7 separate regions of the Homo sapiens genome follow, and all the other regions are linked to region 3. Evidence: chromatin contacts called from ENCODE Hi-C or POLR2A ChIA-PET data. All regions are on one chromosome and are shown on one strand. The core of a region is the stretch at or near the end of the contact, and the rest is flanking DNA. Distances in the headings are between cores, read along the strand shown. Region 1 overlaps LOC105370617 (a long non-coding RNA gene). Region 2 has its middle 15 kb from the start of GPR68. Region 3 holds the start of CALM1 (calmodulin 1). Region 4 overlaps DGLUCY (D-glutamate cyclase). Region 5 overlaps CCDC88C (coiled-coil domain containing 88C). Region 6 holds the start of FOXN3-AS1 (FOXN3 antisense RNA 1). Region 7 has its middle 130 kb from the start of FOXN3-AS2.

What was found. A loop is a pair of places that touch in the nucleus more often than their neighbours do. ChIA-PET counts read pairs that join two places held with the same protein, here RNA polymerase II (POLR2A). Pooled maps may share reads with other maps.
Region 1: a loop to region 3 is called in a pooled map, with 4 times the contacts of the local background. The contact joins the enhancer-like site here to the promoter of CALM1 in region 3. A Hi-C loop is called at or near these places in 2 of 168 maps with a recorded cell type or tissue (OCI-LY7 and naive thymus-derived CD4-positive, alpha-beta T cell), 5 of 37 single-sample maps with no recorded cell type and 12 of 50 pooled maps.
Region 2: a loop to region 3 is called in a map with no recorded cell type, with 8 times the contacts of the local background. The contact joins the enhancer-like site here to the promoter of CALM1 in region 3. A Hi-C loop is called at or near these places in 4 of 37 single-sample maps with no recorded cell type and 9 of 50 pooled maps. POLR2A ChIA-PET finds 5 or more read pairs at or near these places in 2 of 52 experiments (CD4-positive, alpha-beta memory T cell and activated CD8-positive, alpha-beta memory T cell).
Region 4: a map of ascending aorta shows a loop between it and region 3 (5-fold over the local background). The contact joins the enhancer-like site here to the promoter of CALM1 in region 3. A Hi-C loop is called at or near these places in 3 of 168 maps with a recorded cell type or tissue (PC-3, ascending aorta and gastrocnemius medialis), 1 of 37 single-sample maps with no recorded cell type and 9 of 50 pooled maps. POLR2A ChIA-PET finds 5 or more read pairs at or near these places in 1 of 52 experiments (endothelial cell of umbilical vein).
Region 5: a loop to region 3 is called in a pooled map, with 4 times the contacts of the local background. The contact joins the enhancer-like site here to the promoter of CALM1 in region 3. A Hi-C loop is called at or near these places in 2 of 37 single-sample maps with no recorded cell type and 2 of 50 pooled maps. POLR2A ChIA-PET finds 5 or more read pairs at or near these places in 1 of 52 experiments (B cell).
Region 6: a map of natural killer cell shows a loop between it and region 3 (19-fold over the local background). The contact joins the promoter of FOXN3-AS1 here to the promoter of CALM1 in region 3. A Hi-C loop is called at or near these places in 3 of 168 maps with a recorded cell type or tissue (CD8-positive, alpha-beta T cell, naive thymus-derived CD4-positive, alpha-beta T cell and natural killer cell), 5 of 37 single-sample maps with no recorded cell type and 18 of 50 pooled maps. POLR2A ChIA-PET finds 5 or more read pairs at or near these places in 1 of 52 experiments (MCF 10A).
Region 7: a pooled map shows a loop between it and region 3 (2.1-fold over the local background). The contact joins the enhancer-like site here to the promoter of CALM1 in region 3. A Hi-C loop is called at or near these places in 8 of 50 pooled maps. POLR2A ChIA-PET finds 5 or more read pairs at or near these places in 2 of 52 experiments (activated CD4-positive, alpha-beta T cell and activated naive CD8-positive, alpha-beta T cell).

The regions. Positions count from the first base shown.
Region 1 is chr14:89,623,913-89,627,473 of GRCh38, reverse strand. All of the region lies in intron 1 of LOC105370617 (a long non-coding RNA gene), which reads right to left. Among named protein-coding and RNA genes, the nearest start is that of FOXN3-AS2, 49 kb to the right of the region's middle. RefSeq lists enhancers at 625-684, 1,356-1,929. Within about 2 kb of position 2,158, at least 10 of the 41 ENCODE cell types and tissues checked have a DNase peak (open chromatin) inside an H3K27ac peak, as active enhancers do.
Region 2 is chr14:91,227,563-91,231,281 of GRCh38, reverse strand. No RefSeq gene overlaps it. Among named protein-coding and RNA genes, the nearest start is that of GPR68, 15 kb to the left of the region's middle. RefSeq lists enhancers at 1,449-1,498, 2,046-2,135, 2,196-2,515, 2,546-2,825, 2,836-2,895. Within about 2 kb of position 2,386, at least 11 of the 41 ENCODE cell types and tissues checked have a DNase peak (open chromatin) inside an H3K27ac peak, as active enhancers do.
Region 3 is chr14:90,395,567-90,399,368 of GRCh38, reverse strand. CALM1 (calmodulin 1) reads right to left here and starts at 2,340. Exons shown (of 6, transcript NM_006888.6): 1 at 2,136-2,340. The coding sequence starts at 2,138. RefSeq lists enhancers at 609-908, 2,079-2,128, 2,250-2,544 and silencers at 969-1,038, 1,079-1,148, 1,229-1,778, 1,789-1,948, 2,229-2,648.
Region 4 is chr14:91,147,842-91,151,496 of GRCh38, reverse strand. All of the region lies in intron 1 of DGLUCY (D-glutamate cyclase), which reads right to left. Among named protein-coding and RNA genes, the nearest start is that of SNORA11B, 23 kb to the right of the region's middle. Within about 2 kb of position 1,901, at least 12 of the 41 ENCODE cell types and tissues checked have a DNase peak (open chromatin) inside an H3K27ac peak, as active enhancers do; they include endothelial cell of umbilical vein and gastrocnemius medialis, where a contact is called at or near this core.
Region 5 is chr14:91,372,178-91,375,669 of GRCh38, reverse strand. The region is part of intron 3 of CCDC88C (coiled-coil domain containing 88C); the gene reads left to right. It overlaps LOC107984673 (a long non-coding RNA gene), which reads right to left. Exons shown (of 2, transcript XR_001750858.2): 2 at 1,419-3,034. Among named protein-coding and RNA genes, the nearest start is that of CCDC88C, 44 kb to the left of the region's middle. RefSeq lists enhancers at 1-169, 1,632-1,701, 3,305-3,492. Within about 2 kb of position 1,994, at least 12 of the 41 ENCODE cell types and tissues checked have a DNase peak (open chromatin) inside an H3K27ac peak, as active enhancers do; they include B cell, where a contact is called at or near this core.
Region 6 is chr14:89,415,245-89,418,921 of GRCh38, reverse strand. It overlaps FOXN3-AS1 (FOXN3 antisense RNA 1), which reads right to left and starts at 1,568. Exons shown (of 2, transcript NR_036500.1): 1 at 1,126-1,568. FOXN3 (forkhead box N3) reads left to right here and starts at 1,689. Exons shown (of 6, transcript NM_005197.4): 1 at 1,689-2,051. RefSeq lists silencers at 1,308-1,597, 1,638-1,847 and enhancers at 1,543-1,837, 1,462-1,994, 1,995-2,528, 2,543-2,837.
Region 7 is chr14:89,700,098-89,703,577 of GRCh38, reverse strand. No RefSeq gene overlaps it. Among named protein-coding and RNA genes, the nearest start is that of FOXN3-AS2, 130 kb to the right of the region's middle. RefSeq lists a silencer at 1,854-1,913. Within about 2 kb of position 1,642, at least 26 of the 41 ENCODE cell types and tissues checked have a DNase peak (open chromatin) inside an H3K27ac peak, as active enhancers do.

The DNA.
Region 1 (3,561 bases), core at 909-3,408, 770 kb after region 3:
AGAAAGAAAGGAAGAAAGGAAGAAAGATCTCCTTCTGACCCCCTGCGAGTACAATTTGCATGGTATTAAAAAATGAGAACATAAAAGGATTTAAATTATCTGCTCCTTATTAAGTTAGGGAAAGAAAAGATATCCTCAGCATTTTAAGATGAACCTCTCAAAAACTACTCAGAGTGGCAAGCGGATATAATCTACAGTGTTATTTGACAAGATTGCTCTTCCTAGTCACCACCCACCAAAAGGGAAAGCTTGGAGCTGATTGACTGGCAAGCCATTCATTTTCTGTGAAATAAGGGAAGCACTGGGGGCTTATACGGTAAGGTTATCAAGTATCTTACATCCAAACCTACTTTAAAATGACTGCCACATAGGTAGTGGTTTTACCGGATAGTAACATTTGCTATTTTAAGGTTCAATACGGTACCTTGTAGGCACTGAAAACCCAAGGGATTTTTCTTGGTGGTGATAACAGCTAGAGATAACATAAATTGCCTCTTATTTTGGTAACGAAGACTTGGCATGTTTTTGGTCACTATGGAGGTATCTTAATATAGTACACTAAAAATATAGGTAATCTATTAGTCCATTTTCATACTGCTATAAAGAATTGCCTGAAAGTGGGTAATTTATAAAGGAAAGAGGTTTGACTGACTCACAGTTCAGCATGGTTAGGGAGGCCTACAGGAAACTTACAGTCATGGCAGAAGGCAAAGAGGAAGCAAGGCACCTTTTTTTACAAGGTGGCAGGAAGGAGAAGTGTCGAGTAAAAGCGGAAGAACCCCTTATAAAACCATCAAATCTTGTGAGAACTCACTCACTAGGACGAGAACAGCATGGGGTAAACTGCCCTCATGATTCAATTACCTTGAATCTTGAGGTCTCTCCCTTCACACGTGGGGATTGTGGGGATTATGGGGATTACAATTCAAGATGAGATTTGGGTGGGGACACAAAACCTAACCATATCAGGTGAAGTATGACACCCGCTGTGTAGCCATTACGAATTTTGATGTATTTTCATAAGATTATTGTTATCATTAGATGAGCATTTGTTGCAAAAACAGAAGAGTTCACACCACTCACCCAACTTCCTGTAATGTTAGTACTCAAATAACCATGACACATTTACCAAAACTAAAAAATTACCACTGATACAGATGATTAACTAAACTACAGACTTCATCTGGAGTTCCCCACCATTTCTTGTGAATGAGAGACTTTAGCACCAATTTGAGCTAGAGGGTCCAAGCAGCCATAGCAGAACTACATTAATTCAGACTGGCTGGGACTAAACATAAAGATGGCTCAAACAAGCTCTAACATCTACCACTTGGCGTGCCAATACTTTGCATGCATGATCTAATTTCATCCTCCACAAAAATCCAGGTTGGGGGAGGGTAGTGGATACTATCACATGCACTTTGCAGATAAGACCGTGGGGCCTGGGATATCAGGCAATATGTGGAAGACAGCTGAGCTGGGAGACAACAGAGCCCAGATGTGAACTAAGACATCTCTGATTCAAAAACCCACGATCACGACCACAATGGCACAGACTGAAGTGCACCTAATCCAGGTGTGATGCAGAGACCGCCTCTTTCCACCAGCAGTCTTGCCCAGGACCCACCTTCCAAAGGTCATCTGGATCAACTGTAGCGGGTGACCATATGTGGGAGGTTGTCCCGTAACAATGACATGCGCCTCTCAATGACACGGGGTGTTCTGTGATGTGTGGAGTCAGTTTCCACCCTCGACACCCCTACCCTGCGTGTCGCAGGAGAAGCCCTCCCGGTCTCCAGCAGCCTCTGCGGCTCTCCTTCCTCCCGGGCTGGGAGTGGGGCGGCTCGCGGCTGGCCTGCTCCGGGGCCAGAGCAGCTGGGAGGGGCGCAGTGCAAACATCCCCACGCGCCTTTTGCTTTTCTTTCCTGAGTGGTTTAAGGCTTAATTAACGTGTGTAAAGTGATCTGAAATGCGGGAATAAAAAGAGCTGGGGAAGTGCAGAGTGTGGATGATTACCTGAGGCGAGACAGCTGAGAAAGGGAGGCCGAGGGAGACAAAGGGGGGTCTGGAGAGGCTGGGAGAGGCCTTCCCGCAGCAGCCAGCTGGTTGGCTGAGAGCCAGATTGGGCTGTTTTTTTGGCAGCGTTCTGCCCCACGCTTTCCTCTCAAGGCCTTCTTCGCAGCCCTGCTTGGTAGTCAGGCCCCAGGATAAATGATTCCTAAAGGGCCTGAGCCAGAACTGAGAAGGGGGTCTGAGAAACACAAGCTGTGGGCCATTCCATGACTGGCTCTGTAGGAGCCGGGGATGAGATGCCGCCCATTAGCCATTATTGCCAAAGCAAGCCCGGGTTTGGTCAACGAAGGAATAAATGTGATAGATATCAGAGAGACAAAGGAATCAAAGTGAGTTTTGTCCATTCCTCTTGACAAGCATAGATTCATAGGACTGATTTAGTGCTGTCACCGCTGAGGCAATAAATCCCTTATAAAATGGTGGGTAAAAGTAATGACATCCAAGTCACGTGTGATTTCACCATCTCCTAAGCCTGCGTTAGTGAAAGGGTGAGGCTATCGGTTTCATGGGGAATGTTAAGGCTTGTGACTTCATAGGGTGAAGACGGGTGGCATTTTATTGCAATTGGAAGCATACAAAGAAGCAAGTGGAAAATCTTTCTTTCAGTATAACCTGATACCACCTATATCTAGAAAGCTGGAGAGTGTTCCGGGGATCTTCCCAGTACAGTGAGGATTTCGGTGCATCCCTGTGTGTATATAAACGGTGGCGATATATACAGCCTATTCTAAACTGTTTATGATGATAGAGGGGAAAAAAGTTTGTTTGGATAATCCAAAGTTTATACTGGGCTTTCATCGTGTTTTAACGTTGTGCTTGGGCTGATAGTTGCGTAGTTATCCATCTTCTGAGCCTGCAAACCGAGGATGGGGCTACTGGTGGCACCCAAGCTTGGCAATCCAAGTGAAGAGAAGGATCCTCGCTTCCCCTGGCTTCAGTTAGGGAACTTCAGAGGACCCTAATTGTCCTGGCATGGGGTCAAGTGTCCAGCATGCTGTCAAGTGCCCACCCTGGGCTCAATCCTGCTGTTCCCACTCAACACCAGGACCATGGCGTGGAATGAGAAATCCCCCCAAAAGGAGCCAGGTTGCCACCCCGCTTTGTGTCTACTGCAACTGGGTAGTTAAAGTGGCCAGAAGACACTGTTGTCCTCAGCCTGTTGCAGGGGCAGCCAGGACCCCCCCGTAGTTATCCACTGTGTTCTTTTCTAGGCATTGCACTTCTGATGGATTCCTCCGAGAGTTGTGTCTGTGTGGTGCCTTTGGTGTGTGTAACATCACACATCACCCATGGATCACTGAAGGGTCATCTGAAGCCACCAACGATGAATTCCTTCAGGTCTGCATCTGAACTAGGATAATAATTACCTCCTAATAAGTCACCCTGCCTTCTGATATCTACAACATTTTGGATCGAAATCATCCTCCATACACTTTCTAGAATTATCCTGGTAAAACACAGTCTTTTACAATGTGATGGTTAATTTTA
Region 2 (3,719 bases), core at 1,137-3,636, 830 kb before region 3:
CTCTTCAGAACTTGCTTGCTTTTCTGCTTTCTGCCAGGAGATGACCCTGCCAGATGCTGGCACCATGCTCTTGGACTTCCCAGTCTCTAGACCCATAAGCCAAAGAAATGTCTGTTCTTTATAAATAACCTAGTCCGTGGTATTCTGTTATAGCCATAGAAAATGGGCTAAGACAGATGGCCTTAATCCTGAGGTTATAATGGTGCCCAGTACTCTGGGGAAATGTTGGGATTTCAATCCCATTTGCTTTAATTCAACAACTTTCAGAAGAATACTGCTAAATTACATGTTAGATATTAGTGCTGGCATATACCAGAGAGGTCATAATATTCAGTTCCCTCTCCATGAAGTCTCCCCTCTGCATTCCCCAAAAACGATAGTCCAGTCTGTCTACAAACAAACACCACCAATGACAACTCACTACTACTCAAGATGACTAATTTCAGGGTCGGGCAGAAAATTTCATGCAAAGTCCAACGAGAGGCTGCTTTCTGGCAAGTCTTTCCCAAAGTGATGGCAGTGATTCAGGATCCTCCCATCACCAGAGTCCATCATCTTGGGGTCTTCCCTTTTCACCCACACAGGTAAGGGGATGCAGCAAAAAGAGAATCTCACAGGGGTTTTTGGCCAAGTGTGGAAATGGCGGATATCCCTGCTACTTACATTCCATTGGTCAGATCCCAGGCATGTGGCCTCAACCTAACTGCAAGGGAGGCTGGGAAAGGTAGTTTTCCTATGGATGCAGGAAAGAGAGGCAGAATTGGTGAGTATCTGGCCAGTCTCTGACAGGCAGCTCTTCAAGCCACCTCAACTTAACAGGTTTTTTGTTTTGTTTTGAAACAGAGCCTTGCTCTGTCACCCAGGCTGGAGTGCAGTGGCACAGTCTTGGCTCATTGCAACCTCTGCTTCTCAAGTTCAACCAATTCTCCTGCCTCAGCCTCCCAAGTAGCTGGGATTACAGGCGTGTGCCACCACAGCCAGCTAATTTTCGTATTTTTAGTAGAGAAGAGGGTTTCACCATGTTGGCCAGGCTGGTCTCAAACTCCTGGCCTCAAGTGATCCACCTGCCTTGGCCTCCCCAGGATTACAGGCATAAGCCACCACATCCAGCCCTAAACTTAAGAGGTTTTAAGCACCCACCCCTCTGTACCTTCCTCTAAACAAAATCCACTTCTTCAAATGCGATGCCTGGAATGTGAAGTGAGAGCAAGTCTGTCTGACCTGCCCCATGGAGAACAGGCCCATTTTCCTCTCTGCTTCTTTACTTCTGGTGAGAAATCTTATTGCTGACACACATTGAGTTTATGTGAATTGCTGGTAAGCCACATCCTCCTCTCCACCTTGCCTAGAGGAAGTGGTTTTTCGAATCTGAGTTAGACCTCATCGTGCAGCCAGTGGAAGCCACAGGGAGTGGGCAGGATGTAGCAGAATGCAGTGGGCTGGACCAAGTCGGGGCTGGTGGTCAGCAAAGCCCGTGCAATGAGGGGCAAGGAACAACCTCAGAGGAATGCCTTTCCCTGCTGAGTGACGGAGGGGCCAGAGGACCTCCAGGGGACTAAGGAGCCCTGACCTGCTTAGCTGGCTCACTTGTCTTTGATCCATCTCCTGCAGGGTCTGTGTGGCTCATTCTCCCCTCAAGGTGCCAAGGTCTCCAGCCTGCCCTTGTTATCCATGGAGCATCCTATGCACTGTTCACCAGGATTACCTCCCCTCAATGTTCTTGGAAATGCCCAGTGATGCTCCTATGTCCCACAAATCCATTCTGGTTGGCACCAGGCCCATATCTCGCCTTAAATCACCCCATCATTCCCTGCATGTCATCTCCTATCTCCCTGTAACTAGCTTCTGCAGGCTGCAGCCACACTCACCATGGCCACCCCATGGATACAGGTGCTTCCTCAAAGCACAGTCAAGGCTAGGATAAAAGAGGAAAGCTGAGCAAAACTACTAAAGGTCTGAGCAGGAATCCTACAGTGGAATGGACAAGCATCAAAACTGGATCCTGGAATGCAGAGCTCCTGTGGTCCTTGGGCTGGGCCCTGCTAAGGGGTCTTCTCCCTTGCATCAGAGCCCCTGATGTTGGACCACAGGCCTGCCTCTCCCTGTAGCGGGGTCAGGGGTTTGGATGTGTCACTGAGTCTAGGACCCTTATTCTCAGCTTTCTCTGGGCTCAACCTGGTGTCAGCCTCTTTACCAAACAACTGAAATCCTCTCCCCATGAATTTCTGCCCACAGTGAAGACAACCCATTACATGGTTATGCCTCAGACTCCTCCATGCCAGAAGAGAACCCTGCTGTTACTACTGCAAAACCAAAGACCCATTTGTGTCTTCCCCCAAAACATGAGTCAGAAGCGTGCTGGCAGCTTTACCATGGTGAGGGCTTCTCTCTTCTAGCCATCAAGATTGCAGAAACGTCGGGGTACAATCTCAATCAGAGGCCCTCGCTACATGGAACTCTGCAGTCCCAAATCAGGGACAAAAATCCTAATTGGAGGACATGTGGTCAGGGAGGCTGCAGAGCTGAGGTGGCTTCACTGAGCCGTGAGATGCCGCAGATCCCCATGTGGCTGAGTTCTCAGGATGCTGGAGGTGTCAGCCCTGCTGCCGCACCAGCACTGAGCACAGCCCCTGCCTGTGGGAACTCCCCTAGAATGACAAAGGGAGACCTGGAGAGCCCCAGCCCCAGCAACTTCCGCCCAGGGCTGCATCATGCCCCTGCATAGGGAGAACTGAAGTCAGTCCCAGAACCACTGTGCTACATCCTCACGCTTAACTGCTGTGTGTACAATGCGGGGTTCATTTCTACCCTCTGTGTTCTATTCTCACAACTGTTGCTCCTTAAAGAATGAAACTAGACCTGTTTAAGGAAATGAATGAAAATTAAGCAGGTTCAACAAACATTTGGGGCCATGGCTGCGAAGCTGGACTCCCCTGATCTGGGTGAGTCAGCCGTCACTCAGCAGTGCAACCAGCACAGGATATTGTAAGAGTGTAATGGGACACGGTCAGTGACTCAGTTTCTAATGTTGTTGGGCACTGTGCAGTGGGAGCTTGTGAAAGAGATAAGGGCAAGTGACTGGAGTTGTTCAGGAGGACTCTGAGCCGCCTGAGCACTGGAGAGGCCTGACCCACCCACAGGGTGAGGCTGCCCTCCTATGCAAGAGGTTAAAGGGTCTGGGCTCAGGGGGTGCAGGGGAGCAGACAGAGAGGAGGTGGAATAGTGTTAGGGGTGAGGTGAGGGGCAGCAATGGTGATAAATGTTAGGCTCTTCAAAGGACCTTTTGCCTTAGTAAACAAAATGCTGTTCTTTTGCCTTAGTAAACAAAATGCTGTTTGGAAAAAAAAGCATTTCAAAGGTATAAATATTTTGGTGGTGGTAGGAGTAAATCTTCTGTAAAACCCAAGAACTTTGTAAATATATATTCCACATTTGCACATTTTACCATTTTCTTTTTTTCCTTTTTTGAGACTAGCTCTTGCTCTGTCACCCATGCTGGAGTGCAGTGGTGTGATCACAGCTCACTGCAGCCTCGAACTCCCAGGCTCCAGTGATCCTCCCACCTTAGCCCCATGAGTAGCTGGGACTACCGGAGCATACCACCATGCCTGGCAAATTTTAAAAACTTTTTTTGTAGAGATGGGATTTCACTATGTTGTCCAAGCTGGTCTCAAACTTCTGGGCTCAAGGGATCCTCCTGCCTTGGCCTCCCAAAGTGT
Region 3 (3,802 bases), core at 1,091-3,590:
CATTACAATGGCTAATGCCCTGGGTCAAACTATCCTATGATTCAGAAGCCAGGAAAAAATGGTACCATCTTACAAATGAAGTGTTACAAAACTGCAAAAATTAAGTACACAGAAAACTACACAATAATTATCAAACTATATATACTCCTCTCTTTTCTGGCAAAGAGTATCTACTAAATTTGCTGGAGAGTATTAACCCTACCTACCTTAAGAATGACATAAGAACTGTTCTTAATAAACACACTTCGTTGGAGGCAGTAATGGCCACGAAGGTAATTCACCTGCATTATTTGGTCTCCACTGAACCTGTGCCTCCAGCCGAGGGAACTCGAGACCTCAAGGAGAGCTAACGTGGATTTCTCTTTTAAAGAAGGATGCCTAAGAAGCCAATTACAAAATAAGTCCTAATAGAAAGCTGATGAAGTTTATACTCTTAAGTGAAAACTTTAACAGTAGGAATGGTGTTCCAATATATTGATTCTGGGTGAAAATTTGTTTTTACAAATTATAAACGGATCTTTCTTTCTACCTCAATCACTAAAAATTGGCTTTCTTTAAATGACGGAGACACGATGATTTACGTAACGCCAAGGCAACATCTGTCTTGTACAACAGGAAGCGCTGCCACACCTCGCAAGAGAAACTGTCACCTTATGGGGAGAACAGTCCCACCTCGCTACAGAACTCTCTTGTTAGAGGGGTTACCAGGAGCATCCAACTTTCTCGACAACGAAAACCTCCTCCCCCAAATGGCGCTAGCCCTGGGGGCAAAGGTGTACCAGAACCCTGCGGGGAACCATCTCCCCACCCGCCAAACCAGAAACGCAGTCGGTGATGTCAGCCCTGCACGCCGAGGAGGAAGGGGCTGTGGAAAACACACCCAGCGAGGCGCACAGTCGCATCTGGCAATCTAGAGGCTGCAGAGAAAGCAGAAACGTGGAGGGCATCTCTCTGCGGACTGGAAGTGGCGCGGGGCGAGGGACCGGGCAGGGCGCGTGCCCGGGGGCAGGCGTGGGGGGGAAGGCGGCCCCCGAGCGGGCGTCTGGACGCCGCCCCTCCTCGGCCAGGAGGGTCACCACCCCCGGCCCCCGCGCACCAGGGCTGAGGCCAAGGCCACCCGCACCTCCCACCCGCTTCTGCTCCCCCAGGCGACGAGCCCGCGGCGCCGCCGCCTCCTCCCGGAGCAGAAACTTTGCGTCTCTAATGGAAACCAAGCCGCGCGCCAGTTCCCTCCTCCCCCGCCGCCCCCCCCCCCCGCCCCAATTAGCGCGAGCCCAGCGCCTCCCGCGGGAAGTGCCTCCTGGTGCACCGAGGCTCACGCCCGCCCGCACTGCTGCACTGGGTGGGGGGCCGCAGGGTGCGAAAGCGGCAGGAACAAGCCACGGCCACACCGCAGGGCCCCGCCCGGGCGCAGGGCGGCCCGGCCGCCGCTTCCGCCCTCTCCGCCCCCAACCCCTCGCCTTCCTGCCCCCAACCCCACCCTTCCCCGGCTCCTTCCTTCCCAGCCCACGCCCGCGCCGCGCCCCCCGGGAAGAAGGAGGGGAGAGCGACCGAGGGAGGGCGCCCAGCAGGGCCGGCCAAAGTGGGGAGGTGGCGGGCGCTGACTGCGCCCCTCAACACCCGGCCGGAACAATGTGCGCCACCGGCCAGCTCCAGCCCATTCATTCTCCACTGCCCGCCCGACCTGCCACCTTCGCGCCGGCGGAGAAGCGGGGTGGGGAGGGGCGGGCCGGGGGGGGGGGTCTAGTGCCCGGCCCCGCCCGGCTCCCAGGCCGAAACGCTGCGCTGCAGGCAGCCCGGGTGCGGCGCTAGTGGATGCAGTGGGTGCGGGGCTGGGCGGGGGGCAGGGGGATTGGATGCAGAAACCCCCGCTGCAGTTGCGGCCGGAGCCCCTGCCCGTGGACGGCCTACGACCAAGTCCAGCTCCAAGGGGAACCAATAAATGAAGCTCCCTGGCAGAGGTCGCCGAGATGCAAATCCAAAATGCAACCTCCTTTAAGCGCAGCTGCTGCGTAACACTCAGAAAAGAAAAACCTCCAAGAACCAAAAACAAACAAAAAACAAACAAAACAACTAGAAATCTGGGAAGAAATCTCGGGCAGCTGCTACGCCGGCATTTGCCACTCCCGACCTACCATGGTGCGAGCGAAGGGAGGAAGAGCAGAGGGAGCGAGGGTGGCTGCACCAGCGCGGGGGCTGCGACGGCGGGGGTACCTCCGATGCCGCTGCTGCTGCTGCTGCTGCTAAGGCGCGCTGTGCGCTATGCCGCCGCCGCCGCCTGCGCCGCCGCCTGACTACGAGTAACGGCACGGCGTCCACGACACTCCCAGCACCACTGCCGGAGCGCGAGTCTGCGCCCCGCGATATATATATGGTGCGCCGTATCCCTCCGCCGCGGCGGAGCCGCCTCGCGCAGAGCGGCGCTGCGGCAGCCGGGCCTTGCCCGCCTGGTCCCGCCCCCGGGTTCGCCAGGCCTCCCGCCGCCCCCTGCGCGCCAGTCGCGGCGGCCCTACGCTGGGTCGGGGAAGCGTTCTAGGCTGGGCGCGCGGTCTCGGGTCAGGTGTGGCGGGGAGTCCTCAGGAGACGCCCACCCTGGGCGGGGGCGAAGACAGAGCGCCTGCTTAGTCCAACCTGGGGGCGGCCCAGAGCTTCGGAAGCCGTTCACTCCGCTACCTACCCCAGCCTCACCCCACCTGGGTGACCCTCCCACCTCAACATCTCCAACCGCTCCACTAGGGCTGCCGGCTCCCGCGTGCCCCTCGTCCTTGGGTCTGCAGCGGCCACTTCCAGTTTGGGGTGCTGCAGGAGGTCCTGAGAGTAGGGGGTCCGCGGGGAGGTGGAGGCAGATTGGCCACACTCCTTCAGCTGCCGAGGAGAGGGGTCTGCAGAGGACGAGGTAGTTGTCCTCCTGGAAGAAATTGGTCCTCTTCGGATTTTGGAGCAGTATCCGAGTCAAATTATTTATGCTCAGTTGCTAAATCTGTGTCATGCTGCGATGTTTAATCAGTCTTTAATGTTTTTACGTTTCCACTGAATATTTTTTAGGATGCCTGAATATTTCTCCCCTACTATTTTGTTCTTTTTCCTGGCGCCCGTCTTACTAAAATTAGTGTACCTGTGCAGCTTCTACAGACCTTAAACCCAGGCTTTAAATTTTTCGTAATTTTCCTGATCCTGAGAAGGGTCAGAGTCTTTATTCATAAATCCATAGAAACAAGGGAAAAAATAGATGCTTCAAATCCTCTGCATTACAAGTGGAACACACAGCCAATTGCCTCTCTTATGGAGCTAGATTGTATTTTAAACTACAGTTTTGATTATATTCCTTTTAAAAGACTATTTAAATCTTTAAATATACTAGTGTTTTCCATTTTTTATTATATTCCTTTTAAAATAATATTTAAATCTTTAAGTTTACTAGTGTTTTCCATTTTTCTGTAAAGTAGAGAAAGAACAATTTCAGCCAGTAATGTGAACCCCAGGACTTGTAAAAATCTAGACAAAATGCTGCAGTTTCTTTTCTTGCCAAGGCAGAACACAGAATTTGATCTTCTGTTTTACAGGGCCCGGGCAACAGTTGGAGGTTATCATTTGCTTACTGTTTCACAGAATATGGCAAAGTGTGTGATTAACATGCTGTGCTAGAAAGGGCTTTGCTTGCTTGTGTTTGTTTCTGCTTTCAACAAAGTCTGCAGGAATATGTTTTTTAAAAAAGGAAAAATGTACAGGCACATTGCAAATGCCACAGGACTTCTTGGGATAACCTTAGACAAGACGTCAGCATCTGTGGAGCTGTTCCTAC
Region 4 (3,655 bases), core at 652-3,151, 750 kb before region 3:
AGGCAGGTGGATCATGAGGTCAGGAGATCGAGACGAGACCATCCTGGCTAGCATGGTGAAACCCTGTCTCTACTAAATAATAAAAAAAAATTAGCCGGGTGTGGTGGTGGGCGCCTGTAGTCCCAGCTACTTGGGAGGCTGAGTTAGGAGAATGGCGTGAACCCCGGAGGCAGAGCTTGCAGTGAGCCGAGATCACGCCACTGCACACCAGCCTGGGCGACAGAGCGAGACTCCGTCTCAAAAAAACAAAACAACAACAACAAAGAAATAAGAAACTATAGAAAAATTATGGATAAACAAAATGTGGTATATACATACAGTAGAATATTCTTCAGCCTTAAAAAGGAAGGAAATTCTGATGCATGCTACAACATGGGTGAACCCTGAGCACGTTATGCAAACTGAAATAAGTCAGACATAAGTGACAAATATTGTATGATTCCATTTCTATAAGACACCCACAACAGACAGATGGACAGACATGGAAAGCTGAATGGTGGTGACCACAGGCTGGGTCCAGGAGATGGGGTGGGGAATGGGGAGTTACCGTGTAATGGGCAGAGAGTTTCAGTTTGGGAAGATGAAGAGAGTTCTGGAAATGGAGAGTGGTGATGGTTGCACAACAATGTGAATGTACTTAATGCCACAGAACTGTACACTTAAAAATGATTAAAATGGTAAACTGTATGTTGTATATTTTTAACCATAATAAAAATTTTAAATTAAAATGTTAAAAATCAAGTTGTGATTGTTAAAAAACATTCGGATTAAGGCCAGGTGTGGTGGCTCATGCCTGGAATCTCAGCACTTTGGGACGCTGAGGCGGTAGGATCCCTTGAGTCCAGGAGTGCGAGACCCCCATCTCTACAAAAAACAAAAACTAAAAAAATTAGCTGGCATGGTGGCGTGCACCTGTAATCCCAGCTACTCAGGAGGCTGAGGCAGGAGGATTGCTTGAGCCCAGGAGGTCAAGACTGCTGTGAGCCACGATTGCACCACTGCACTCCAGCCTGGGGGACAGTGAGACATTCTCTCAAAAAAAAAGAAACATTCACATTAAATGTTTAGTTTCAAATTGTTGGTGTGAAAAGCAACAATTTTTCAATGTGTTGCTGAAAAGCACCACACCAGACTCAGTGTGTGTCTTGAATATCAAATATTCTAGCCCCGGGGCCCCTGTTCCAGCTCCACAGGAAGGCGCTAATATTGGGAAAGGAAGGTTTTGTGTGGGTGCTTCACACAGGCCAAACTGGATTTTTTTTTTTTTTTTTTTTTTTTGAGATGGAGTCTCACTCTGTCACCCAGGCTGGAGTGCAGCGGCGCAATCTCCACTCACTGCAACTTCCACCTACTGGGTTCAAGCAATTCTCCTGCCACAGCCTCCTGAGTAGCTGGGACTACCGGTGCCTACCACCATGCCTGGCTAATTTTTGTATTTTTAGTAGAGGCAGGGTTTCACCATATTGGCCAGGCTGGTCTCAAACTCCTGACCTTGTGATACGCCCGCCTCGGCCACCCAAAGTGCTGGGATTACAGGTGTGAGCCACCGCACCCAGCCCAAACATAAGCTTTATGACTCTGAAAATTTGGGAATAACTCTGTCTGCCCAGCATGACTGTGAATGTCCATTCTTAGAGAGTTCTAGAATATTTGAGAACCTCATTCTTCAAAGTAAATCTGCTTTTAGTTACTTAGCCAAATAAAGCAACCCAACCAAGTGGCAAAAGTCCAAGGTATGACTGCTAAGGGCAAGAAAGGCCAACCCTTCTGTTTCACAGTTTGCTTGGCCTGTAAAACTAGAGCACACGTGTTTGCTTATTTAGTACAGAGTTTCTGCAACGGGTCCATCAGGCCAAATTCCTGTAACCACAAAATATGATGCACGAAATCTACATGCAGGTTGAGTGTATGATACTGCCAACAGTAAACGCTGAGTCATCGGTTCCATGGTTAGTCCTAATGATAAACTAGGCAGTTCCTTTAAGGATGTTTAGCTACTTCTGGCACTGCACAGCTCAACCAACGGCCTGACCCACAAGCCTACTTCAGGGTCACCATGAGCACCACTCCCTGGTTGGAGAGACTGGGGGCTCCACACATCTCCATCACTGGGAGAGAATTTGCCAGAGTGATAACGACCTAGAGACACCACCTGCATACACAGAAGACAGGCTGAACTAATAGCAAAGTATGCAAACTCTTTGGGCCTCAGTTTCTTTCTTTTCTTTTCTTTTCTTTTTTTTTTTTTTGAGATAGAGTTTCGCTCTTGTTGCCCAGGCTGGGGTGCAATGGCACCATCTCGGCTCACAGCAACCTCCGCCGCACGGGTTCAAGTGATTCTCCTGCCTCAGCCTCCCGAGTAGCTGGGATTACAGGCATGCGCCACCACGCCTGGCTAATTTTGTATTTTTAGTAGAGACGGGGTTTCTCCATGTTGGTCAGGCTGATCTCAAACTCCCCACCTCAGGTGATCCACCCGCCTCGGCCTCCCAAAGTGCTGAAATTACAGGTATGAGCCACCGCGCGTAGCCTTTACTTTTCTTTTTTTGAGACAGGGTCTCACTCTGTCGCCCAGGCTGGGGTGCAGTGGCACAATCACGGCTTACTGCAGCCTTGACCTCCTGGGATCAAGCGATCCTCCTACCTCAGCTTCCTCAGTAGCTGCTACTACAGGTACACTGCACCATGCCTGGCTAACTTCTGTATTTTTTTGGTAGAGACAAGGTTTCACTATCTTGTCCAAGGCTGGTCTTGAACTCTTGAGCTCAAGTGATCCTCCTGCCTTGGCCTCCCAAAGTGCTGGGGTTACAGGCATGAGCCACTGCGCCCAGCAAGGGCCTCAGTTTCTTCATGTCAAATGCCACACATGCAGGACAGACATTTTGTTAGCACCTTCTGGTTCTATCATTTTCGTAATCTGTAACTAAACAATAATTTATGAGTTAATGATGTTATTGAGTTTTAAGTTTTTGGTTGTTAAAATAAATTCCTAGCCAGGCACAGTGGCTCATGCCTATAATCCCAGCACTTTGAGAGGCCAAGGTGGGTGGATCGCTTGAGCTCAGGAGTTCGAGACCAGCCTGAGCAAAATGGTGAGACCCTGTCTTTACTAAAAATACAAAAAAATAGCCAGGCATGGTGGTACACACCTGTGGTCCCAGCTACTTGGGAGGCTGAGGTAGGAATATCGCTTGAGCCTTGGGGGTGGAGGTTGCAGTGAGCCGAGATGGAGCCACTGCACTCCAGCCTGGGTGATGGAGAGAGATCCTGTCTCAAGAAAAAAAAAAAATCCTTTGTTAGAGATGTGTGTATCTTTCTTTTTTGAGACAGAGATTTACTCTGCCATCCAGGCTGGAGTGCAGCGGTGCAATCTTGGCTCACTGTAACCTCCACCTACTTAGTTCAAGCGATTCTCCTGCCTCACCCTCCCAAGTAGCTGGGATTACAGGTGCGTGCCACTGCACCTGGCTAATTTTTGTATTTTTAGTAGAAATGGGGTTTCACTATGTTGGCCAGGCTGGTCTTGAACTCCTGACCTTAAGTGATCCACCTGCCTCAGCCTCCCAAAGTGCTGGGACTACAGGCTCACGTGCGCCACTGCGCCCCGTCTGTGTTTCTTTAATTGAGAATAAAATTACCTTCAGTTGGTTGGTCT
Region 5 (3,492 bases), core at 745-3,244, 980 kb before region 3:
GGCCATGGGAACAGCTGGTGAGGGTGCTTTTATTTGCCTGAAGTGTGGGCTCTCGGCCGGCCCTGCGGGGAAGCCAGAGCAGCTGGTCTGCCTCGTGAGCAGGTGCCGGGGCGGGTCTGTGCGCCTGCCCTTCCCTCCTTCCCCGAAAACGCTCTTTGATTCCGCTGCCCACCCCCCTCTTCCCCACCTCACCCACATCTGAAGAAAAGCTTCCCTACTTAAAGGAAAAAAGGAAGAATAAGCTTCATCTGATTTGATTTTTTTTGGAGTCCTCAGGTCGGAGCCTCACACAGCAGGGGTCCAGTTGGTCTAATTGAAGGGCATTGTTTCTGTCCCAGTCCTTTAGATTCAGGCTGTTCACACAGCCTGTCTCTCTCTCTCCCACATGCGCGCGCGCACACACACACACAGACACGCGCGCATGCTAACCCTGGGGCCTGTGGCCCTTCATTAGCTCATTTGGCAAATGATGGCTGAGCCCTGCTGTGTGCCAGGCCCTGGGAGAGCCCTGGGGAGCGAGACCGCCCAGATCACCACCCTCAGGAGCCCACAGCCCAAGAAGGAGACTCGAAGAGTAAGGCTGGTTTAGCAGAGGAAACTCAGTCTGTAGCTTCGTAACTAGTGAAGAGAGTTCCTGGTGTTTTGCCCACATCCCCTCGGCATGTTGTATACCACATACGTGTTACAGTGCCTGTCCCATTGGGCTCCGTAAGGGAGTGTCACCACATCTTCATTCCTGGCTCTGACAGGCACCATTGACCGATCTTGGCCCTCTTTGTCTCTGAGCCCAGATCTGGCCTCAGAATCCTTCTCAACACAGAACTCTAGGTAACCACTACCAGTCATCTGTGCCTGGAACCCAAGCTTAAACTACCCCTGGGATCACAGTGAGTTACTTGTGTGAGACTTCCTTGTGCCTCCTGAGGCTTCGGAATGAGCCTGACTGCAGAGACCACTGCAGATGCTGCCAGACTGTTGGAATGGCCTCAAAGGTCGGTTGGGCCACCCCAGGCTCTGTGCTCAGCAGGACTGCACGGCCTGTTCTGGCTGTAACCCCTTGCCCCTGGCTGTTCCCTCTGCCTGGGATTCTCCAGTTCCACCCGTCCACCTGGCTCACACCCTCCCTACACTCGCATTTTGTTCAGCTGACGATTCATCGAGGGCCCTCTTTGACCACCTGTCTGTAAGAGCTATGTTTTCTGTCACTTCCTCCTATGTTCCTTTATTTTGCTTCTTAACACACACATGTGACATATATTTACCTCTTTAGCCCTCTCATTTACTCCAATATTCCAAGCAATGAAAAATACCTATTGATCAAATGGACCTTGCATTAGCAGATACCTGGTGGACTTAACCCTGCTACTGCCTGCAAGAGTTAGGATGAGAGGTAATAGACACAGTGTGTCTAGCCAAGCTCCTGGTTTATGCAGCATGCTGATTTATTGCTGTTCGAAATAAAGTGTTCTTTACACTGTAGATGGGGGAGGGTGCGTTTAGTTGGAGGTCCCAAAAAGCCTCTGTTCTCACCAGAGCCTTCCTCCCCGCAGCCAGTTCCATTTAGCCAGCAGCTGGCAGGCATCTGCTGTGGGCCACACTGTGCAGAGCCCTGGGGGGATTCAGAGGTGAGCATGTTCCAGCATCTGCCCTGGGGACCCTGAGGATCTCAGTTCCCTGTGTGGGACTCAGGCAGGGACACGAGAGAGGGGCCTGGGGGCACTGATTGCTGAGGAAGTGATCATTGCCGGCGGAGGGGTTTGAGGAAGGCATTGGAGGCAAGTGTGGCTGGACAGAGAGGATTTTGTCAGGTGCGGGTGGGCAGGGGACCGGCTGGGCTGCCAGGTCACCTCCAACCCCTGCCCACCCCCCAACTTGGACAGCTGCTGCAAAGTTGATAACATCTTTTGAGATTTTCACTTCCTGCCGAGATATTAGTCATTAGAAACTTGTCACTTCTGAACCTTCCTCCTCCCCGGCTTTTCAACTGTGTCCCGATATGCCCTCCCCCAGTTTCCTGCTATAGAATACATTCTTGGTGATAGAATAGAGAGTTTCTTGCTCTCTAGATGAAGTCTGATCTTTTGCTGCAAACTCCTGTAATGAAAAGAGACCAGTTTGCATGAAATGTCTGCTCTGCTGTCTGTTTCCTCCAGAAAGCTTTTTTGGAGGAGCGAGTGGGGGCTAAGGAGGGGTAATTACAGTCTTATTTATCCATGCTGGAGACTCATGGTTCCCATGTGTGTAGAATTTTTCCTTCTCTTCATCCTTTGCTATTTGACCAGCACAAGTTCTGCTTGGCCCCAGGCAGATGTCACTGATGAACCGTGGCACACTTGCTCCCAGGGCCAGACCTGCCCCTAGTGTTCTCAGCATAGCGTCCAAGCCAGCTCTCTTGAGTCCAGACCACCATAGGGCACTGGTATCGTGTGTGTTTTTCTTGGCCCTCCTGAGGCCAGAGGGAGAAGAGAGAAGGTGGCCCCAGCAGATGTCCCAGCTCAGTTCTTCCTCCTTGGTCCTGAGCCCAGGGGCTGGGGACGGTTTGTGCATTCCTGGGGATCTCTAGAATGGACCCCACTCCTCGCACACACAGGTAGCTGGGACTGTCTTCCTTTATGGGCTCACTGTGGTGACTGTGGCTTCCTGTGTTTGCCCCCTGCAGAGCTGCCCTGTGTTGAAGCAGGAGGGAGGATGGTGTGTCGCCCCGGAGCATGTTGAGAGCACAGTGCCCAGCAAAACCTGACGGCTAGGAAAGGCCTCAGGTTCAGCCAGCACCTCCGGGGGCCTGACTTCATGCCAGGCACAGGCTTGATTGTCGCTAGGTTAAGTGATGCCTGCCTGCCCGGCCACCTGCCTTTCTGGCCACCTGGCAGGGCTTGATGCCGAGGCCCAGCAGCAACGTGGTGGTGGAGCCGGCAGAGGGGACTCCAAAGCTGCTGCTGTCACCGTTTAGATAACGTGCAGACAGGGCTGGGTCCAGACTCCCTGAACGGTGGTTCTGTGCACATCTGGTTCTCAGTTGTCCTTCATCGTGGGACTGTAGCCAGAGACACAAGATGGGGGCACCTTCTGTGTCTTCCTTTTCCTTTATTCCTAGCCCTCCCTGCACTAACACACGCCTCCCCCCCCCGCCCGCCCCCCCCCGCACCACTGCCATCTACCTGGATGTCACCTGCTCCTTGTTCTTTCCCATTTCAGCTTCCGGCCACCTCCTTCTTGGAGCTTTTCTGGATTCCCCGCTCTCCTCTGCTCCCAGTGCCCCCAGCTCAGGTGCCTGCCATCCCTCTGTTAGGGTGCCAGACTTGCTGGTGGGATTTGCTGGTGGGATCAGGCTGTGAGCTCCCCAGGACAGGGCCTGGCCCTATAGCAAACACCCTGGGCCCCTCACTGTCCCCCATCCCACAGGCTTTGTCCTCCTTGTCTTTGTTTCCTGGCTTTGAGGGTAGCAGTCTTGGCTTCATACCCTCCACCTCCCAACTGGCATGCCATCAGACA
Region 6 (3,677 bases), core at 319-2,818, 980 kb after region 3:
GGGATGGAAGAGGAAGATGTAAGGGGGCGACTTCGTCCTCTCTAGGCCAGCAAGGGCTTGGACAAAGGTCTCTGGCCTTGGTTCCTCTGGCGGAGAATAAGCACCCTCAACTGACGCGCTGATGGAGGGGCAGGACCTGCATTAGCCGGAGCTACAGGAAAGCAGGGTACACATTGTCTCATCCTGGCTTTGTTACCACTTCTAACCCTGAGAATCTCTGGCGTGAGACTTCAAAGATCATCTGACTTGTCTCTGCCACCTTGTGCCTTTTGCTTAGTGACTTTGGGTAGGTCGCATCAAGTGCTCAGTAATCAAAGGGGTGGGGCTGGATGACCTCAGGCTACCCCTGGGCTTCCACCTCCTAATTGTCTCCAGATGGGGAGATGCCACACAACTTGGAAGTAGTAAGGTCTCCGGTGAGTCTGAAAGGCACATCTTTGCTGAAGACTTGTCACCTGCCCTCTTGAACCTTTGTTAGGGGGAATGACTCTCAGATTGGGGGGGGGGGGTCTATTTTTTGAGACAGAAAAAATTTTCAGAAGCCTAACTGGTGTTTCCCTTAGTCCCTCCTTTTGGCTAGGTTTAAAAGTACTGCATGCTAGAAAGCTTTCTCCAGGTCTACTCGCTGTTTTTTTCTGTAGTTTTCAGACCGCTCACGATGTCCTGTCCACTGGCTCAGGAGGGGGTGGCAGGAAGGGTGCCCTGGGCTTCTCCTCTGTAGAGGAACCAACCAATTTGGCTACCTGGGAGTAATGTGCAATCACATTTTTATTTTTGTCACCACCAGGGTGTCCTGTTGGACTCTCTCCTCTCATCCTCTCCCAAGGCGGCTGGTTGGTGTGGCTTTAGCAGTGGGTGCTATTATTTGGAGGTGCCTAGAGACTTAGAGTGGTGGCTGCACCATTTCGCTGGGTGGCTTGCGAATTGTCAGTCTGGTTCCTGAGAGCTCAAACTGAGATGGAAATGAGACCTGTTTTCTCTCTAGGCCGGCCGGGGCGTTCCGCACAACCCACTTGAGAGGCCCCACCGGCGTGGCCTTTAGGACGGTGCCTCTTGTCTTGTAATGGCCACCGGCCCTCCCTCGGGAGACACGCGGCCACCTGGGTGGGACGCTGCGGTGCTTACCTCCGGGACACGAGGTGGTCGCTGGGAGAGGGCTCGGAAGGCCCTGGGGGTCCTATCAGGACGCAGCACTGGGGAGACGTGGAATCTCCTCTTCTCACCCCCACAAGCCTCGCCCGCATCGTAATTCTTTTTATTTTTACTTTCGAGCCATGTAAGGCATGCAGATGGGGTAGGAGCGTTCCCGCGACACGTTGCCAGCAGCGCAGCGCCGGCCCGCTCGTGTGGCCGGAGCCCGGGGAGGGGACAGGGCACGCGCCGCCTGACCCACCTGCCCCACCGCCCACGGTCGCGGCCGCCCTGGGTCGCGGGACCCGCGCCGGTCACCCCCGCCCCGCGGGGCCCAAGAGGCGAGGCCGCGCGGCCCAGCCCCGGCCTCCGCCCTGGCTGAGTGCTGGGGCGCGCGAGGGGCGCGGGCAGGGTCCGCCCCGGCGGGTCAGTGCCCCGCGCCCCAGGCCGCTGGCGGCCAGGCCCACGTTTTCCCTTTCTCCGGCTCCCTCCGCCCTCCGCTCTGTCCCTCCCTCCGCCCTCCTCCCTCCCCGCGCTTCCCCTCCTCCTGCCTGGTCATGTGTCGCCTTTTTTTGTTTGCAGTGGAAACAATTTCTCGCCGCTCGGCGCGCCCCGGCCCGACGCGCCGCGGCGGAGGCGAGCGGGAGGCGGGACGGGGCGGGGAGAGCGGCGGGGCCGGCGGGAGGACGCGCGGCGCGCCCGGCGGACGCCGCAGGTCCCATGCCGCGCCGCGACCCCCGCGCCCCTGCCGCCCGCGCCCGCGGCCGCCCCCCGCCGCCCGCCGCCCCGGGCTCGCCGCGCCGCGCCCGCGCGTCCTTAGCGGGGCCACCGAGCGATGCCCGCCGGGCGCCCGCGAAAGTTTGTCGGCTCCTGCTGAAGGGCAGCGGCGCCCCCGCACCCCCGTGCCCCGCTCCGGCCAGGTGAGTTTGCACCCCGCTCCTGCCGGCTCCCGCGTGGGCTCGGGGGGCACCCGGGGCGGGAGGCGCGTCCGAGACGGTCCTGGAGACTACCTCGCCGCTCTGGGAAGACGAGGGACCCCGCAGGTCCTGGGGGGAGGGTCGGGTGTGGACCCCGGGAGCCCCCGAGCCGGGAAGTTGCCGGGTCCGAAGAGTTTCCTGCCCCGACGTGCGTGCTGCTTCCCGGTGCCTCGGTTTCCGAAAAGACGCCCGCAAGGAACAGAGTTGGTATTGTCTGCGGAGGACGGGGTCCCCGCCGTTCCGGGCCGGGGAGGGGGTTCCGATCAAGTGGAGACCCCAAGATGAGAAACAGGCTCCTAACAAAGATCACCCCCCGGCCAAACTGTGCAGACTTGGCACAGGCAACGAACGTCTCCGGAGACCCCCGAGGCCCGACCCCCCTCATCCCGGCCCTGTTTGAAACCCTCCTTGGGCCCTGGATAAGTTGGGGGACGGCGGGCTTTTATTGATTTGTTTTCGAGGCTCGCCGCGGTGCGGCCAATAAAAGGTTTATGACATCTGACCGGCAGTGAAGGTATGCGAGCTCCCAATTGCCCTGTATATGGGGATAAGAGCAGTTTCCCCCGTTGCCCGGCAACGCCGCTGATTGACGCGGGGTGCAGCCAATCGCCACTCCCGCAGGTCCCCTTGAAATGTTTTTGACAAGTACAGTAGACGAGAGTGAAGCGCGTGCGTGCGCGCGCGCGCGTGCTGGGTGGGCGGGGGTGACCCGGCCCCCCAAACTCGCTACTGCTCGGCTCTGGGAAGATTTCTTAACTTTTTAAAGTTCGCATCGAACATCTGTTCAGAGCTGGGCCAGTAATGTCTTTGTCAGTTATTTGGAGACCTTCTGTTTACTAGGCGAGAAACTAAGCTTTCTTGCCGCATTTTCTCCGTTAAAAAATAAAGAGGGTAACAAAACACAGCAAGTCATAAAAAAAACAAAAGAGGGTGTGTGTGTGTGTGTGTGTGTGTGTGTGTGTGTGTAGAGAAAAGTTGTAAGGAGGTCACCAGTGAATAACTATTTGCGTATCTGGTGGAGCAGCCTTGTTGGCAGCAGATTAAAAATGTTTGCTTAACTGCAACTCACATGATCCAGATTCTTTTTTTTTCCCTCTGAAACAGGAGGAAAAAAAGATTTGGCGAAATCTGTAGTTAGAGTATAATAATGGAAAACTCCTCAGCTGTGGTTTCTGGGAACTGTTTTTTTTTTTTTTTTTTTTTTTTTTTGGTTATTGTTGTTTTGTTTTGTTTTTACATGGAACTGTAGTGATCAGCAGCTCTTCACCCTGTTGGTATAAAATGCGGGATTTATAGGGATGCAGTGAGTGGTTGGAGAGTACGGGGTCCCAGCACAAAACGCACACATGATCCAAGGGTACTGAACTCCCATAACCCTCTCTTCGTGACAATGCCACTTTTTCTCCTAAAACCATATTGCTGGCAGTGTTTGTTTAAAACAAAAGGAAACATGGAGAATAGCGTGTTAGTTCCTCTGGGAAGCTACTGACAAATAAGCAAATTAAAAAGAAAGAGAGCAGCATGTTGTCATAGCAACAGTGCAATTAAATTACTTTACTGTCAGCCATG
Region 7 (3,480 bases), core at 393-2,892, 700 kb after region 3:
TAGATTTCCCCTTTGGTGCTGTTCTCATGAGTGAGTTATGGCAAGATCTGGTTGCTTAAAAGTGTGTAGCATCTCCCCTTCTCTTCCTTGGTCCTGCCCTGGCCATGTAGGATGTACCTGCTTCTCTTTCACTTCCCACCATGATTGAAGGTTTCTTGAGATCTCCCCAGAAGCTAAGCAGAGGCCACCATACTTCCTGTACAGCCTGCAGAGCCATGAGCCAATTAAACCTCTTTTCTCTGTAAATTTTGCAGCCTCAGGTATTTCTTTATAGCAGCCTGAGAACGAACTAATGCACATGTGGATCTAAGTGGTGCAGGGGGTGGACTGTCATGGGTGTTGTTGGTGCTCTGCCCAGATCCCTTCATATCCCCCTTTCCAGTTCATTGCCCCTAGCCCCAGCTTCTAAGTGGTTTACTCCTAAAGGTTCATACCCCTTCCTTCAGAGAACTTCCTTCCCTTAATCTATAGGAGCCACTTCACTGCAGAAGAGGTATTAAGCACCTAGACTCACTTAACGCGTCTAAATTAAGTGCCTAGACTCACCCAGACTCACCTCAGAACCAGAAGTGCTAGGTATTTTTGTCCCCCCACCCTTTCCAGGAAAGACTATAGCCAGTGACTAATTGGTGCAGGGTTATGAAAACCCCAGCTCCCTTGCCTCAAGTTGGGATAAATTCTAATTTATGCTCCAGAACTAGCTGGGGATCTTGCTGGGGCTGGAACTTCACCTTAAATTGCTCCCTTGCTTGGCTGCTTCTTTCCTATTCTGCTTCCCTTTCTAGTTTCTCCTGGAAGCTCTTCCTTAATAAATTGCTTGCACGCAAATCCTTGGCAACCCAAGACAGTTCCCTAGTAGAAAATACACTCTCGAGCTTCAAGTCAGTGACAAGGAAATAAAGAAAAAAAAAAAAAAAAAAAAACACTTAGTGAACAGCTATGGTTTACAAGAAAAAAAAAAAAAAATGTTAAAGCCCAGAATGGAGTACCTACCATGAGTCAATTGTCTTTGGTTTGGATTTTCATTTCCTAAGAATTTGATGATCATAAGTGGTTATTCTGGTAGTACATTACAGAGTGGGACATCTGTAAATTATCAATGATACATCAACATAAACCGTATGCCCCAGATTTTTTGGACAACCTTGATTTCAAGTTTTTAATCCCCTTGTCAGACCATGTTCCAGACAGTGTGTCCTGGCTGGTGTGGGTGTTTGGACAGCAAAGGGGGATGCTGGGCTAGCCAAGAGGCAGCTGAGAGGACGAACTTGAGCATTATAAAAAGGCAGACACTTGAAGTTAATAAGCACAACTGGACTTCAAGTCCTGGCTCCACCCCAACCAGCTGTAGGCCACATTTTATTCCTGTTAAAATGAAGTTCCCAGCTCCCACCTCACAGGATTGAAAATGAGGTGATGTATACAAAACGCTTAGCATTGCTCCTGGATTTCGTGAAGTTCAAGAGATGGTTCCTTTGGAGGGGAAGAAGAGTGGGTGAAGAACCCTCCAGTGGAGTTTGGGGACTTCATTGTCCTAATAGAGCCGGCAGGGGATGGGGGACCAGAGGTCGAGAGCCCACGTTGAAGCGTTGCATTCATCTAAATTTGCTGAGCGCCGTCTCCCTCCCAGGGCGCGGGACTCAATACTTGTACGCCAAGGGGGAAAAGGCCGTCAACTCGACCTGGAAGGGACGGCGCAACGCAGAATGAGCCGCGAGGCCCCGGGCCACCACGTGGCTTCCCGATGGCCTCCCCCGACCCTCCCCCACTCCGGCCCCGCAGGGGAAGTAGGTGAAGGGTGGAAGCCGAGAGACCGCGCCGCGGAGGCGGCCCGCCGCCGGTTTCCTAGCAACGCCCGCCCCGCCCCGCCCCGCTGGCGCGCCGGCGCCGGGAAGCGGGGGGGGGGCGGACCGCCGTTGCCATGGCAGCGCGGCGGCCGCGCCCGACGCCGCCGGCGCCTGCGGGAAACGCGGGCCAGGGGCCCAGAGTGGGCTGCCAGGTGGCGTCCCTGCCTAGCTCCCACTCCGGGATGGACCAGACCTCGCGCCCGGGGGTGTCAGTGGAGAAACCGAGTCGCCCCGAAAGGTGGCAGGGCCGCAAGGCCGGTCGGCCCCACTCACTCCCCCGCCGACTGGGGCGACTGAGAGCTTGGAGACTTTCCAGTTTGTCTGGTGGGGTCTGAGTTGGTCTTCGGGGCCGGAGTAGGCCAAGGGAATTTTTTTGATTTTGGAATCTCTTCGGACCTTTTTTCCACACCTAGTCAAGACTGCACGCGTGTGCACACACGCATACGCACGTCTGCAGCCTGATGTCCCATCCTTTTACCCTAGGTGTTGTCACCTGAAGGTTCTTTAATCTCGGAAAGAGAATATGCAAAAGATAGCAGCTGCCAAAAGCTGCCTTTTAAAACGACTTTGAAAATCAGTGTTATTTCCCGAGGGCCATTTAAACGGAAAACCTCCGTGCCTGGAAGGGTGTTCTAGATTCTGGACTCAAATTTGCATTATTCTAAATCACTTTTTGCAGTGAGCTGCGATTGGAGAATTCAGTTGTGGAGTATTAAATTTAACCGTACACCCATTTAGCTAGTGTAATGATCGCTTGGCCAAAAGACCCACTCACAAAGACAAAGCCACACGCTTCTCAGTCGTTCTCTGGCTTGAGTGTTTTTAATAGAGGCGGAGTCAGTCACATGTTTGTGAGTTTAATCAAATTGACAAGGGCTCTGAGCGAGAAAAGCTTACTGTCTAATTCGAAGGCAACATTAGGTACATAGAGATGCATTCTCTTTGGACTTATTTGAATCAGAGCTTTTCAAATGGAATCCTCTCCTGCACATATTTTTCTCGATCTGCTGCAACTGGAAAATTTAAATCAAAATCTTATTTCTTATATTCATTTTGATGGTAAATGTGCTGGTAAATGTGTCTGCGCTGAGATTCTGCATTTTCTTGATCAACAAGGAAATGCGCAGCAATCACTGTGAATTGAGCACCTTGCTGATTGAGCAACACTTAAACCTAGAGGCATGAACGACCATAATCTTGGGATGAGAATCCCCTGTAGTATATTTCAAAAGCATATTCACAGCTAACCTTTTTCCACTCCAAAGGATCATTCACTTGGAACTTTTTTATTCTTCATCTTGCCAGACTATTTAATTTCTTCTAAAACCACTTTGACACACTTTTTAGTTTGAAAACGTGATTGTGTTTGGACAAGTGATCATATAAAATTAATTTATACACACACACACACACACACACACATATACACAATGTCCTCTTAATCTTAGATCATTTTTTCCCAGTATCAAAACAGAACCTTTAATTTGCATGGTGGAGGGTAGAAGATAAATTCAGAAAGCTAAACCAAAAGTCTGAACAGAATAGTTTTATGTTTAGCACTATGGAGGGAAAAAAACGATGAAACTGTGTATACCTAATGACTTTGTGTGCAAAGGGCAAATCATTAAATTAA